Linked DNA regions of Mus musculus: all the other regions are linked to region 2. A link is a contact called in ENCODE Hi-C or POLR2A ChIA-PET data. All regions are on one chromosome and are shown on one strand. Each heading gives the region's core, a stretch centred on a gene start or an enhancer-like site at or near the end of the contact. The rest is flanking DNA. Distances are from core to core; before and after follow the strand shown.

The links. A loop is a pair of places that touch in the nucleus more often than their neighbours do. ChIA-PET counts read pairs that join two places held with the same protein, here RNA polymerase II (POLR2A).
Region 1: a loop to region 2 is called in a map of heart, with 4 times the contacts of the local background. The contact joins the promoter of Pop4 here to the promoter of Plekhf1 in region 2. A Hi-C loop is called at or near these places in 9 of 37 maps with a recorded cell type or tissue (T-helper 17 cell, adrenal gland, gastrocnemius and 1 more). POLR2A ChIA-PET finds 5 or more read pairs at or near these places in 3 of 5 experiments (Patski and embryonic stem cell).
Region 3: a loop to region 2 is called in a map of heart, with 4 times the contacts of the local background. The contact joins the promoter of D530033B14Rik here to the promoter of Plekhf1 in region 2. A Hi-C loop is called at or near these places in 1 of 37 maps with a recorded cell type or tissue (heart). POLR2A ChIA-PET finds 5 or more read pairs at or near these places in 3 of 5 experiments (Patski and embryonic stem cell).

Annotation. Positions count from the first base shown.
Region 1 is chr7:38,269,030-38,273,190 of GRCm38, forward strand. It overlaps Pop4 (processing of precursor 4, ribonuclease P/MRP family, (S. cerevisiae)), which reads right to left and starts at 2,319. Exons shown (of 7, transcript NM_025390.4): 1 at 2,118-2,319. The coding sequence starts at 2,124.
Region 2 is chr7:38,226,700-38,230,938 of GRCm38, forward strand. Plekhf1 (pleckstrin homology domain containing, family F (with FYVE domain) member 1) reads right to left here and starts at 1,295. Exons shown (of 2, transcript NM_024413.2): 1 at 1,242-1,295.
Region 3 is chr7:38,181,517-38,185,604 of GRCm38, forward strand. D530033B14Rik (RIKEN cDNA D530033B14 gene) reads right to left here and starts at 2,266. Exons shown (of 1, transcript NR_165180.1): 1 at 1,056-2,266. It overlaps 1600014C10Rik (RIKEN cDNA 1600014C10 gene), which reads left to right and starts at 2,271. Exons shown (of 4, transcript NM_028166.3): 1 at 2,271-2,383.

The sequences.
Region 1 (4,161 bases), core at 1,069-3,568, 43 kb after region 2:
AACTATGCTAAGAAGTACACTTATTCAGAGAAGGAAGACTGGGTTAGTAGAAAAAAGAAAAACGTTCTTGGTTGATCCCTTTTGCTTTACTCTGCAGTGCTGGGGGACTAACGCCAGGGGAGTGTAATGTATGCTAGGCAAGTGCTTCACTGTGGATACAGACCCCAGCCCTCTTATGTGTTACTCCTTCATTTTAAGATAAGGTCTTGCTTTGTATCCTAGGCTAGCTTCCAACCCACATCCTGTTTTAGGCTCCCAGGTGCTAGTTGCTGGGATTATACACATGAACCACCATAGATACTTCTTACTCTTCCCTCTTGCCAACTTTGTCCTAGAAATTCCCAAGATGTAGTTTTTTTAAAAAAGTACTCCTCAAGCCGGGCGTGGTGGCGCACACCTTTAATCCCAGCACTTGGGAGGCAGAGGCAGGAGGATTTCTGAGTTCGAGGCCAGCCTGGTCTACAAAGTGAGTTCCAGGACAGCCAGAGCTATACAGAGAAAACCCTGTCTCGAAAAAAACAAAAAACAAAACAAAACAAACAAACAAAAAAAACAAAACAAAATAAGAACTCCTCAAGGCTTAAAGAATCGCTGGGATCTTATTAAAACGGAGGGTTTTGGTTCCTACTCCAGACTCAGCATGTCCAAAAAAATTCCTCGCTGGGTCACATTTAGAGTTGATCTGATTTTAAACACCCAGGAGGTATAATTATACTTGGGCAGTGGCCCAGTAAGTCTAGTAAGTCTAGACACTAAAAGAGAGGAGATATTAACGGGTAGGCTGTATATGGTTGAAACACTACATTTTGCTGACTACTAAGAGAGGCTTAAAACAGATTTTTCACACTTTAAAATCTATAATGTATCCTGACCAGATAAAATACAATAGTCTTTTTCCAAACTCTACATACTATCTTCATGATGATGAAACCTCTTTAAACCTCCACAATCCTGTTTCTTATTTGTTTGGAGGCAATCATCATGGTGGCACTGGGGCAGAGACTACAGGAGTAAATGGGAAAAGGAAGGGCCCATGACCAGAAAGTGCAGTTCACACTACACCCTATACACTGCACTTCTGAGCTGGGTGTGGCGGCACACATGGTTGATCCATCCCATTACTTGAGAGGTAGAGGCCGAGCTGGTTCACACGGTGAGCTCCAGGCTAGTCAGGAGTACATAGCTGACTTTATCCCAACAGCAACAATAAGAAACAAACAAACAAACAAACAATCCATCTCTGTCTCCCTGAGTATATGCTTGACCCAAGCAAACAAACCAAGGTACCACAAGTTTTATATACAGAATCTAGCTCTCTCTTGAACAATGGATCAAGATTGAACTTTATTGTGATAAACATGCAGGGGCTGGAATCCCAGGAAGAACTTTGTTTTATTTACCCCAGATGCCTCGCATCAAAGTTGAAAGTCTTTCTGCAACATGCAGTAGGTGTGGGACACTCACAGCTTGTCAAGCGGTTGGTTGAGTGAGTGTGCATATATATTATCTTAATGTCATTAATCTTTCTAAGCAATTTTTAACAGTAGCTCTTCTTTGTTATGCACATAATAAAGTGGTAGCTGAGACACGCTAAGAAACTTGTTCTCAGACAAAAAGGGCATGAATCACCAAATCAGAGGCAATATCTTTACCTCTCTCCTCTAGTACTGCCCCAGTGCTTGGCTGCCCTTCTGGGCACAGCTCTTTTCGGCTCAAATTCCAAAGCCTTAGGTGTACGATACTGCCCCTCAGCAGCTTTTTACAGGGGCAAGGGTGAAAACCAGGTGGCAGAGGGGTGCAGGTCCTTGACAGAAGTTATACGGGAAGGTAGTAGCTAGGTCCGGTCAAGAACTTGGACCCATCTCTTCTAGTTCCCCCGAGAGGCCCCTGAGGAGAGCACACAAACTCGATCCTGACATTTATTCCTAGCTAAGAGACTGAGACGGCGGATTCAGACTCCGGGCCTCCATTTCTTTTGTGTACTAAGGTAATTCCCTGGAAGTTGCCTTAGGACTCTGTTGAGACAGGTATCCCTGATTCATTTCCCAAGCCAACTTCTAGTTCCGAGGTTCTATATTCCCACCCCGGCCCCGCTCCGCGTCCCTCATCCCACTTACCCTTCATTGTCGGCCAGCTTCCGGAGCTCTCTGGCGATGTCTCCTTCAGGCCTCACTCATTCCTTTCCTTTCTTCGCTTTGTTCAGCGGCTTTCTCCCGCCGGGACGCTGCTTTTTTGTTTAAAATTCCACTGGAAAAATCCGATAAGCCCAAGAGACAATTAACAAAGTGCACGGACTTGCTCCACCCTGCGTCAGGGGATGGCGACCAGATTTCGGATCGGGCGCCTCTCTGACGTCATTGACGCGACGGCATCTGTGTGCGTCCGTCACTGGCACAGGCTCTGTGGTTGAGAGAGGAGCGGATTTTGCGGGTCTGCTGTGGTGTTCAGTATGCAAGTGTCTGTAACTGGAGTAGTCGTGTTGGGGGGTCAGGATTAATGAAATGTAGCGAGAGCAAGCTGCCATAGAGAGGACGCGAGGGAGATTGGGGACGAGGGAGGGCACAAGTTGGCCGGGGATATCGGCGGTAACGACTGTGGGATTCCTTTTTTTTTTTTTTTAAGCAAGAGGCTTACAGTGTTGCCCTGGGTAATCTAGAATTTACTCCCGAGAATACTAGTCATATTTTGTACTGGTGGCCGGGGGTATTTAGTCCTGTTTCTGCTACTAAATACTTTTATGACCTCGTTCAAAGGTCTTTTTCCTATTAGTAAAGAAAAAGAGTAGGTTTATTTGCTATCGGATGCAAGAAGGTAGAGACGTGTAGTTAGTGTAGCTAGTATAACAAAAGTTACATTTTATTATGCAAACGGTCATTTCATAGGTTCACCCCCTAAATTCCTAACTACCTAAGCCTATCTCCCCAAGGCTACCCTCCTGTGTGACTTATCTTAGCTGAAGGTCAGGTCCAGTCTCCAACAGAAGTTTTTGATTGGAGTGTCAGATTACTCTCCAGCCGCAGGGCAGATGAAGGTGGCTTCTCTTCAGTTGTGCAGAGCAGAGCATTGCTCTTGGTGCCCACTAATACACTGTCCACTGGGTGTCATGGGGTTCTAGGACTGTGTCTAGTTGTCTTGAGTGATGTAACTGGGTTCTGGTTATCAGGTGCTGCCTTGGGTGTACTGGGGTTCCTTAATTAAACGTTTTACATGGGGTTCCTTAGTTAAACGTTTTACATGTCTAAAAGGCACCTATCTTCTTCTTCTTCTCTCTCTCTTTCTTTCTTTCTTTCTTTCTTTCTTTCTTTCTTTCTTTCTTTCTTTCTTTCTTCTCTTTCTTCTCTCTCTCTCTCTCTCTCTCTCTCTCTCTCTCTCTCTCTCTCTCTCTCTCTCTCTCTCCCTCCCTCCCTCCCTCCCTCCCTCCCTCCCTCCCTTCCTTTCTTTCCTGTGCTCATTGCATCTTACCCCATTGGTCTCAAAATGTTTGCTCTTTTAAAAAATTGATTCTTTTTCACTGAAGACAGTGTCCCAGACACTTGCTTTGTGGTCTAGGCTGAGCTTGAAAGTGCAACATTCCTGCCTGGCCTTCTGGAGCATTGGAATTTATAGTCTATCTTATTATATCCAGTCTAGAAGGCATTCTTCAGACTTGGAACATTAGTGTCTGTCATTATGATAAAAGACAAAAGTGATTCTCAAAGATCTGGGACACAAAGGCCCAGGCTAGCCTTTTCTCTAGACCAGTTATTAGGAGTCTTTTAATGGACCCTTTCAAATATCTAGCATAGCTTTGGGTATATGTCACTGTTCCCTGTGATTCTCAGATTACAGTAGGATGTGGTTTTTTTTTTTAATTTTTTATTTTTTTTCAGAGTAACAGTGACACCACAGATGGCATGCTTACTATTTTTTCTTTTTAAGAAGGAGAGATTCTAACTTTGTCATCCTCAGAAAACCGTATGAAAAAAGATACCTACTAGAGTTTTTGTGATTGTTGTTTATGATTGTAAAGTACTGGAGAGAGTAGTTGACAGTGATGGACGGAGCAAATGAAGTGTGTGCTGATTTATTTGGTCAATTAAGTTTATCACAAGAGTGCACAGTCAGCAGGCTGGGGCTGGAGGATAGAGAGGTTGAGGCCCTCTTAGCATACACATGGAGACC
Region 2 (4,239 bases), core at 45-2,544:
CACAAAGCATGGCTGTAACTCCGTGCCCATGAGCCACTTCACAGTCACCACCCAAGAACCTCAGGAGTGGGCCCAGCTTCCAGATAAACTCTGAGCCAAGGTAGAAAAACTTTGGCCCAGAGGGCATTCCTATAATCTAGCATCTGGTAAGATTAGATAGGAAGGTAGAGAGTTGTAGGTCAATCTGGACTATACAAGGAGACCTTATCTCAAAAAAAGCAAAATCTTTTGGGTAACCTGGTGTTTGTGGCCATGTCCTATCCCGGGAATTCACATGATGAAAAGGAGACAATAACTTCTGAAACTTTTGGCCCTAGTAAACAAAACAACACGCCCCCACCCCCCCAAAAAACAAACAAACAAACAAACAAACAAACAACAACAACAAAAAAAACATGCCCTGGGTCAGAAGTTCTTAAAATCCAGAGTGTGTAGTCTTTCCTACTGCCTGACTTTGGTGTCTTTCACCGCATAACACACAGGGTAGTCAGTCCCATCCCGCAGGCCACAATGCCAAACCCCTCCTTCCTTGGCGGGACAGGGTTGGCCAGGTCCCAGTGCTCAGACAACTAACTGGCCTAGCCACTCTGAGCAGCTCTGAGGGCTGACGTGGGCAGGACGCACAGCAAATGAAGCACTTCAGCTTACAAAAACCGCAGGGGTCTTGACTCTAGCACTGATCGCCCCTCCTCTGCAGCCTCTGACCGGGTAGAATCTGATACCGGTTTTGTTCACATTCTAAGGACTGCGCCCTCTCCGGGGAGTGCACACATTCCACTGAGACTTGGAACTGCCGGTTTCCCTCCTGCTAAGGCCTGGGGACACCTCTTTATTGTACTTCAGTTACTCCCTAGGAGAATCCAGGCCCGGTCCCACACCAATAACTTCCTATATGAAGAGTCGCGAACTCAAACTCTTCAGGGTCCCAAATCCGAGGCTATTGAGAACCGTCCCTCCCAACCCAAGACGTCTCTGGCCAAGACGAGGTTCCCGGAACATCACGGGATAAGGAGAGGGTAGAGACTCTGCGGAGAACCCTTCTCCAACTCGCGCACAGTCCTGGGACTCAGTGGCCCTAGAGTCCCAGCTGTCAACCCCTTCCCAAGTCAGAAAACAGCGAGCAGCCTCTGCTCCAGTGGAGCCCCAGATGCGGGTTCCTGAGGCCACCTCTACCCACAGCTGCAGACCTGGCAGGGTGGAGGGCGGAAGGGGAGCGCTCTCCCCCTCCGTAGCCTGCTTACCTCCCGTAGGAACCTCCGCGTCCGCACAGCCAGTCCCGAACTGGCGCCCGCCAATCCCTGCGCCGCCCACGCCTCCGGGTTCCAATTCTCTGGTCACGCCCCTTCGAGGGACTCTGGACCAATCGAAGCCCTGGCACGCAGGCGGGGGCGGAGCCGGCCCGAGTTCTCCAGAAATGTGCGCGGGCGTAATTAAACCGCTGGACCGTAAACGGGTCAGCAGCGGTTGTGCGTGGGGACGATGGGCTGATTCCTGGTTGGAGTCCGGTTCCCAGCTTTGCTGGTCGCCACACTCAAGACTGAGTCGGCGCTGGTCAGAGGAACAGCCTGTGAGGGAAGCAGGCATGACGGAGTGGTGGGCCCTCAGGTGCCCCTGTTACTATGATGTTACTCTTTTCAGCCACAGAGACACACGTTTTCTTAACGATCAACAGAACTTTATAATTTTTTTCCTAGAGGAAAATGTCAAAAGTACACGGGAGGAAATTAGTTTAGTGGACCCCAGGCATTCATCGTGTAGATCCAAGACGAACAGGTACCCCGCCCTGGCTACTGGTGTCACTTAGAACTCAATTCCAAGGCTGCTTTCCCATCTCACCTGCCCCCACGCAATTCTCATCCACTGTCTTCTGGTTCCTTAAAAACCACTCCCACCCTTCGCCCTCTCCCTCCTTTGTCATTTCAGTGTCACCTCCTCAGAGAGGTCTCCTTGGCCACAAAGCAGCAGTTCTCAACTCCATCCATTTTTTATTGTCTTGTTACCCCTGGCTGACCAGAAATTCTATATGTAGACTAGGCTATCCCTGAACTCATAGAAGCCTTGCCTCTGTCTCTAGACTGCTGGGCTAATATTAGTCTATAGTGTCAGTTTGTGTTGCTAAACTGGTTACATTGAAGAGGGACTAGCTCTGGTTAGCCTGGTACCCGCTGGGCCAAGACCAAACTGGGTTTGGAAGGGGATGGTGTGGCCCTCTGGTGATGGTGTTAGGGGCAGACCCTTCCCTAAACTGTCCCTTAATCCCTACCATCCCCCACATCCTTACCCCACCAGCGCTTATTGATATTTCTTTTAGGTTTGAAGTTTGTTTAATCATTTACAAAATGCACTGCTGTGAATATTTCAGATGGGGAGAAGACACATAAAAATAGAGACTTTTAGCCCCCCCTCCAGTAAACTCACAATCTCAAGTTCTAGAGAAGTACTCCACCAGTGAGATATTATATCTCCAGCCCTGACTTTAGCTCATCTTTAATCATAAGATTTAGGGATCTGGGTGTCATATGCCTGTGATCTCAGCACGCAGGAGGCTGAGGCAGGAGGATGGAGTTTGAGGGCAGCCTGAGCTACATAATGAGACCTTGTCTCAGTCAGTCAATCAAGGATTTGGCAATATTGGTTTATTTATGCAGAGGTCTGGTCGTTTGCTTATATTGTAATGCTAAATTACAATATAATAACAAGGCCAGGTTGCTTCCAGGGAGCCTTGCACATACTCTATAAATTGCCCTATGTAACCTTGCCCCCCAGCTTGTCCCTGATTGGTGAATAAAGCTGCCCACAGCCAATAGTTGGGCAAAAGAGAGATAGGCGTGGTCTTGAGTTCCCCAGTTTGGGGGTCAAGGAGACCTCGACCAGGAGAAAAAAAGGAGGTGAAAAAAAAAGGAAAACGCCATGGGGTAAGAACCTTAAAATAATCTCCATGTGGGGTGGCTAGTTGGAGTTAAGAGCAGCCCAGATGAAACATAGCAAATTATATAATGGAATTATTATATTATATAGCATAGAGGATAGATATCTGCCCAGCTCTTGTGCTGATTAAAGCTTATTGGAAGTATAAAGGTTGTATGTATCCTTTATTTGGGAATTAATGGTCAAAGCTGGGGTAGAAACCCTGGATTGGGATTAGAAATATTCATCAACATATTTGTCCACAGCAAACAGCCCTCTTTAGATGGGGCTCATTTTCTACTACAGACCCCAACACTCTCTAGAACCCACAGATGCATCCCACTTGGATTTTTGGTTGGAGGTGTAGCCACACTCTCCACTGTCCAGAGGGAAGGCAAGGTCTGAAGTCCCCTAGGCTAGGATGTAACTATTACTGGAGTGTTAGGACAAAGCCTGGCTCTGAGTTTCCACAGCATGGGCTGAGCCACCCATCCTTAGCGAGGAGGAACTTCTCAGGGAGAAATGGAGGTGACCAGGATGAGAATGGTCCCTGCAAGGGCAGAGCGGTTTTATTTGTTCTGGCATTTTGGCATCCAACACAGTACCTGGCAGAGAGGGACTGCCTGGAGGAGGGAGTCTAAAAGACCAGATGTTGGAGTCAGGAAACGTCTCCAGGTTTGCTCCACTGGTGACTCGGGGCCCGTTAGAACTCAGTACCCGCTGTCTCCTAGCCCCAGCATCTCCCGAAGCTGCCTGGAAGGGTGGGGAATCCCTAGAGCCGCTTAAGCAGACCATCCAGCTACCCACCCCTTCCCAGCGGGGGCTGGCTGTGGGTGGAGAGGCCTGAGCGGAGGGCTCCCTCCCTTCTCCAAGGAAGAGAACAAACTTGTGACTCAGGAAAAGGCAGAAGTTGAGTCAGCCAAGCCACAGCTATGGAAAAAATGAAGTTTCCTGGAGACCTTTTCTGCTTCCCTGGCTAAAAAAGTCCTTTCTGGGAAAAGCTGGTTTCCAGACACAGGGACCAGGGAGTCGGGGAAACCCCAAGGTCAGGAGGCTAGTTTTTATTTTGTTTTGTTTTTTGTTTTTGGCAAATTCCTGTGTGAAAAAAGACCACCAGGAGTTATCATTGTCGTGTTTATCAAGTTCTGTCGAATACCAAACATTATGCGCCTAACACTACATTATCTTGTCTCTCCCTAGTCTAAGCCAGCGATTTCCTGTGTTGAGCTCAAGAAGCAGAGGGCTAGGGATGTAGTGTCCGCCCCGTCCCATCCCCATAAAAGAGATTCTGGGTTCCATCCCAGGAAAAAAAAATGTAAAAGAGCTACTAAC
Region 3 (4,088 bases), core at 1,016-3,515, 44 kb before region 2:
TCCAGCCTCAGAGAGCTTATATTTTGGTCCACAGACAGGAAGCAGAGAGCACACTGGGTATGTCATCAGTCTTTTAAAACCTCAAAATCCACCCCCAGTGACACACTTCCATCAACAAGGTCACTTCTCAAAACAGTTCTACCAACTGGGGACCAGATAGTCAAACATATGAGCCTATGTGGGCTAATCTCATTTGACCACCAGGTTGAATTGTTATTGTCCCGAAAAGACTTGGAGTCCTAACTCTGTCACTGTGTATCTAACTGTCTTAGTTAGGGATTCCTTGCAGCTAGAAGACTGTCCTCCCCTCCCCCGCCCCCACCACACATCCATGCAGCAATAGAGAAGATTAACACTGTAAGCCAAGGGTTATCGAAGACTGGTAACTTTACCAGAAGCTAAGAGAGACAGAAAGGAATCTTTCCTACAGGCTCAGGGGAGTGTCAGGGGAGTCCCTTCAAGTTGCTGTAACAACATAGCAAGGATAGGGAATTTGAGCTACTGAACCAATTTCTTTGGAGACAAGGAAGTCCAAAATTAAGATACCAGCAGGTTTCAGGTCTAGTGTAGCTAAGCACTTCATAGATGGAGGAAGGGGACAATAAGCTCCCTTGGGCTTCTTATATGAGGCCACTAGTCACCTCCCAAAGGTCCACTACTAAAGACTTTCAGTGTGTGAACTTGGGGATAGGAAGGAAGAAAGTTGAGGGAGGGTCTCCATCTGCAGCCTAGGCTGGCCTCAAACCCTGATGGATTTGCTTGTTTGTTTGAGACAAGGTTTCACTATGTAGCCTGGGTCAGCTAGAATTCTCTTTGTAACCAGGCTGGCTCCAAACTCATGAGATTTGTTTGTTTCTGTCTCCCAAGTGCTTCGATTAAAGGTGTACACCCCTGCACCTGGTAGCTAGCCTCAAATTGTTGAGCTTTCTGCCTCAGAAGGAGCTCTATCTGAGTAACAGGATTGTGGATGTACACACACCTACTGTGCACCTCTTTCACAGACGGCCTCAGCCGCTACTGGCTGTCTAGGAACACTTCTAGGTGTCAGGGTGATAATTTTAGGGCTTTATTCATCGTCGGTGTGGATGTCTTATAGCCTAGTCTCTATTCTCCACTGAACTTTCCTGTTCCCATCATTGCTACATACTTCTGATATTTAGGCAAAGGAGAAAACAAGCGAGTCCGGTTCTCGACCTTGCCACCAGAGGGCGCTGCCCGCGGGGGACATTGAAGCGCCTCACCTCATAGCTCCACAGAGAGCAAGGAGCTAATCTATTCTTAGCCTCAGTTAACTTTGGCTCTTGAAAGTCACCCAAACTCGGGCAAAAGCTCCTACTCGAAAACGCACAGACTTTTCCACTCCAGCCAGGAGAATCTTGATGTTAAAAGGGGTTCGAGGCCTTCTAAGAAGACAGAAAAGAAGAAATAATATGGCCCTGCACAGATCATCTGTATGCCCGCAGCAGCTCTCCACCCCCACCTGGCAGATCGCGCTAGGGGCCACTTGGACCTAGACTGGAGTTCGCTCGCCACACTCTCTATTTGGGTGGCATTGGCTAGCCCAGTCCCTCTGTATCTAGTTTGTCACTGACAACCGTGCGTACTCAAGACTTTGCTCAGGGTTAAAGTTCAGTATTGGGAGAGATACCAGATTTGGCATATTTTCAGGCCAGCCCTAGAGTCCTTGGGACCAGGGGGCGGGGACTGCTCCCTAGGCCTCTCTGGATTTTTCTGTTACTCTGCTCTCTTTCTGAGTGGCTCCCTTTGCCCTGCAAGTGGAGTGGGCTCTGTTCTGGTCTTAGGAGGTCTGAAAGCTATACCAGCCCCTGCGCGTCCCACGCAGGCCCCAGCGTTAATTAACCAGCAGTCGCTCCTGACAGCCAAGCCCCTCTATCATCTCCCAGGTCCAGGACCCTGTGGGAGAAAGGGTCCGGCAAGTCACAGACCCAGCCAGCGCAAAGGGCGATCGAGGAGAACCTTCCAGGAACCGTCCCAGATCCTAAACGTGAGGTTGGGCACTGAGTGGGGTGGCCAGGCGGAGAGGAAGTGGGGGCAGCGGGTCCTCGCGACACAGAGTCCCCTCCCAGATGCTCCCCATTTCCGCAGGCACAGAGCTTCCTAGCCTGGGTCTTGGTGTCAGTCAATCAGACGCTGGGGCGCGGAAGGGACGCCTCGCCCCGCCATCAAGATCTTTCCCCAGGCCTGTCCCATCTTGAGGACCCAGACTCATGGGGACCCAGAGCTCGGCGACCCGGAAGGCCGGCGGAGCCGGAAGGTGGGAGGGCGGAGCCAGGGTGGCGGTGGCCTGTGAACGCCTCTCTGGAGCTGGCAGAGCAGAGCCGGCCTCAGTGCCTTGGCGGTCCCAGACTCCAGCTCGGTAAAGGTGCGCGCGGGGAAGCCGGGGTCTGCGAAGCCGGTCGGGGACCCTACGGTGTCAGGCCCAGTGCTAGAGCTGTTCATCTCAATGCAAAGGACCTGAGACACTGAAGGCCTAAGCTGCAGCGCCGAGGTTGGAGTAGTCAGCAGCTCCGTGCGCTTCCAGCCGCAACCTGGATGCTTGGGAGTGCGCGTGCGCGGTGCGGTGTCTTCCCACAGTTTATGCCTTCTGCCTAGCGGACTGCTGTGCTTGGCCCAGAGAGGGAGGAAATCTGGGCTCTAGCTTAGGGATGGCCAGGAATGAATGTCAGGGGATCAAAGGGCCAGATTAATTGGAGCTGTTGTTGAAAAACGTTCTTCTATGACTAAGTAGATAAGGTGCATGCATGGCCGGGTGCAGAGGGCACGGTGCTGCTGAGTGATGGGTGTCAGTTAACTCTGCGAGCTATGTAGCGAACCTACCACTGACCACTTCTGATCTTTCAAGAGAAATTAGGAAGATCTAAGATATATGTAAGATTGTATTATTGCTGTTAGTTTGAGACTGGGTCTCACTATGTAACCTTCACTGGTCTTGATCTGGGAGTCCTACCATAGCCTCCCCCATGCTGGGGTTATGGGAGGGAGCCAGCACACCCTCGATATCTTCTTATTTTTAAATACCAACAATCAAGTAAGTAAACAACTTAGTAGGCTGGAAGAACAGGGTGATGAACTTCACAGAGGACAGAGTACAACTGGGGAATTCCAGACAGGGGAGCAAATATTGCTATTTGGCCAAAGACCTGTTTTCCACTCAGTTTCTGTTTGTTTCTCCCTGCAGCCTCCCCTTACCCACCCCCTACCCCTGACACATTTCCTCCCTCTACTCTGGGGATTTGAATCCCAGCTTCGTCTAAGATTGCTATAAAGAACATGGAGCCCCCTGTTACTCTGAGGCCTCCTCCTCTGTTCCTCACAACTTGATTGGACTCAGGTCAGGCTGCTGTCCAAAGGTTTGAGTTTTTCACCTCCTCTGTGTATGGGAGCCCTGCTGTCATCTTCCCTCCAGTCTGGGTGACTATAGGACATCAGGGCTCCCAGTTAGCTTTTGTCTTCCCTATGGCTGGCAGATGGACTTCCGGTGAACAGGACCTGTTTTGAGGACAGCATTATTGAAGTCGTTCTGCTCCCGTGGGAAGGTCCTGTCTTCTGCGCCCCCCATCTCTTCCTCGCAGACAGACAGAGGTGGCCCCTGGAAAGAGGAGAATGGGGCGTGTTACCTTTCAATTTCTTGAGCCTGAAGAATTCAGAAAGTGAAAGCTTTCACATAGACTCCAGGTCCCAAACCTTTCTTTCACCACAAAAGCCTGTTGCTGCCATAACTTCTGGAATTACTCTTCAGGAAACCTAGGCCAGCCTTGCCTTGCCTTGGAGACTGCAGAAGCCCAGCTGGGGCGGAACCTTTCTTGCCCGGCTCTCCTGCCCCCTGACACTTGCTAAGGAGCCTGGCTTGTCTTCTGGCAAAGGCTTGTCTGGGCGTGGTAGAGATTGAGAATGGCATGTGCATGTTGGAACCTTTTCTTTTCTGCTCCATGGGCTTTGACTTAATGTTATTCAGAGCAAATCTGGAGGTAGATAATTCTTTGAGTAGGTAATCAGGGGTAAGATGGGTGAGTCCAGTACTCATTCCCAGCTCCCTCCCCCCACCCTGCCCACACTTTTACATTCTG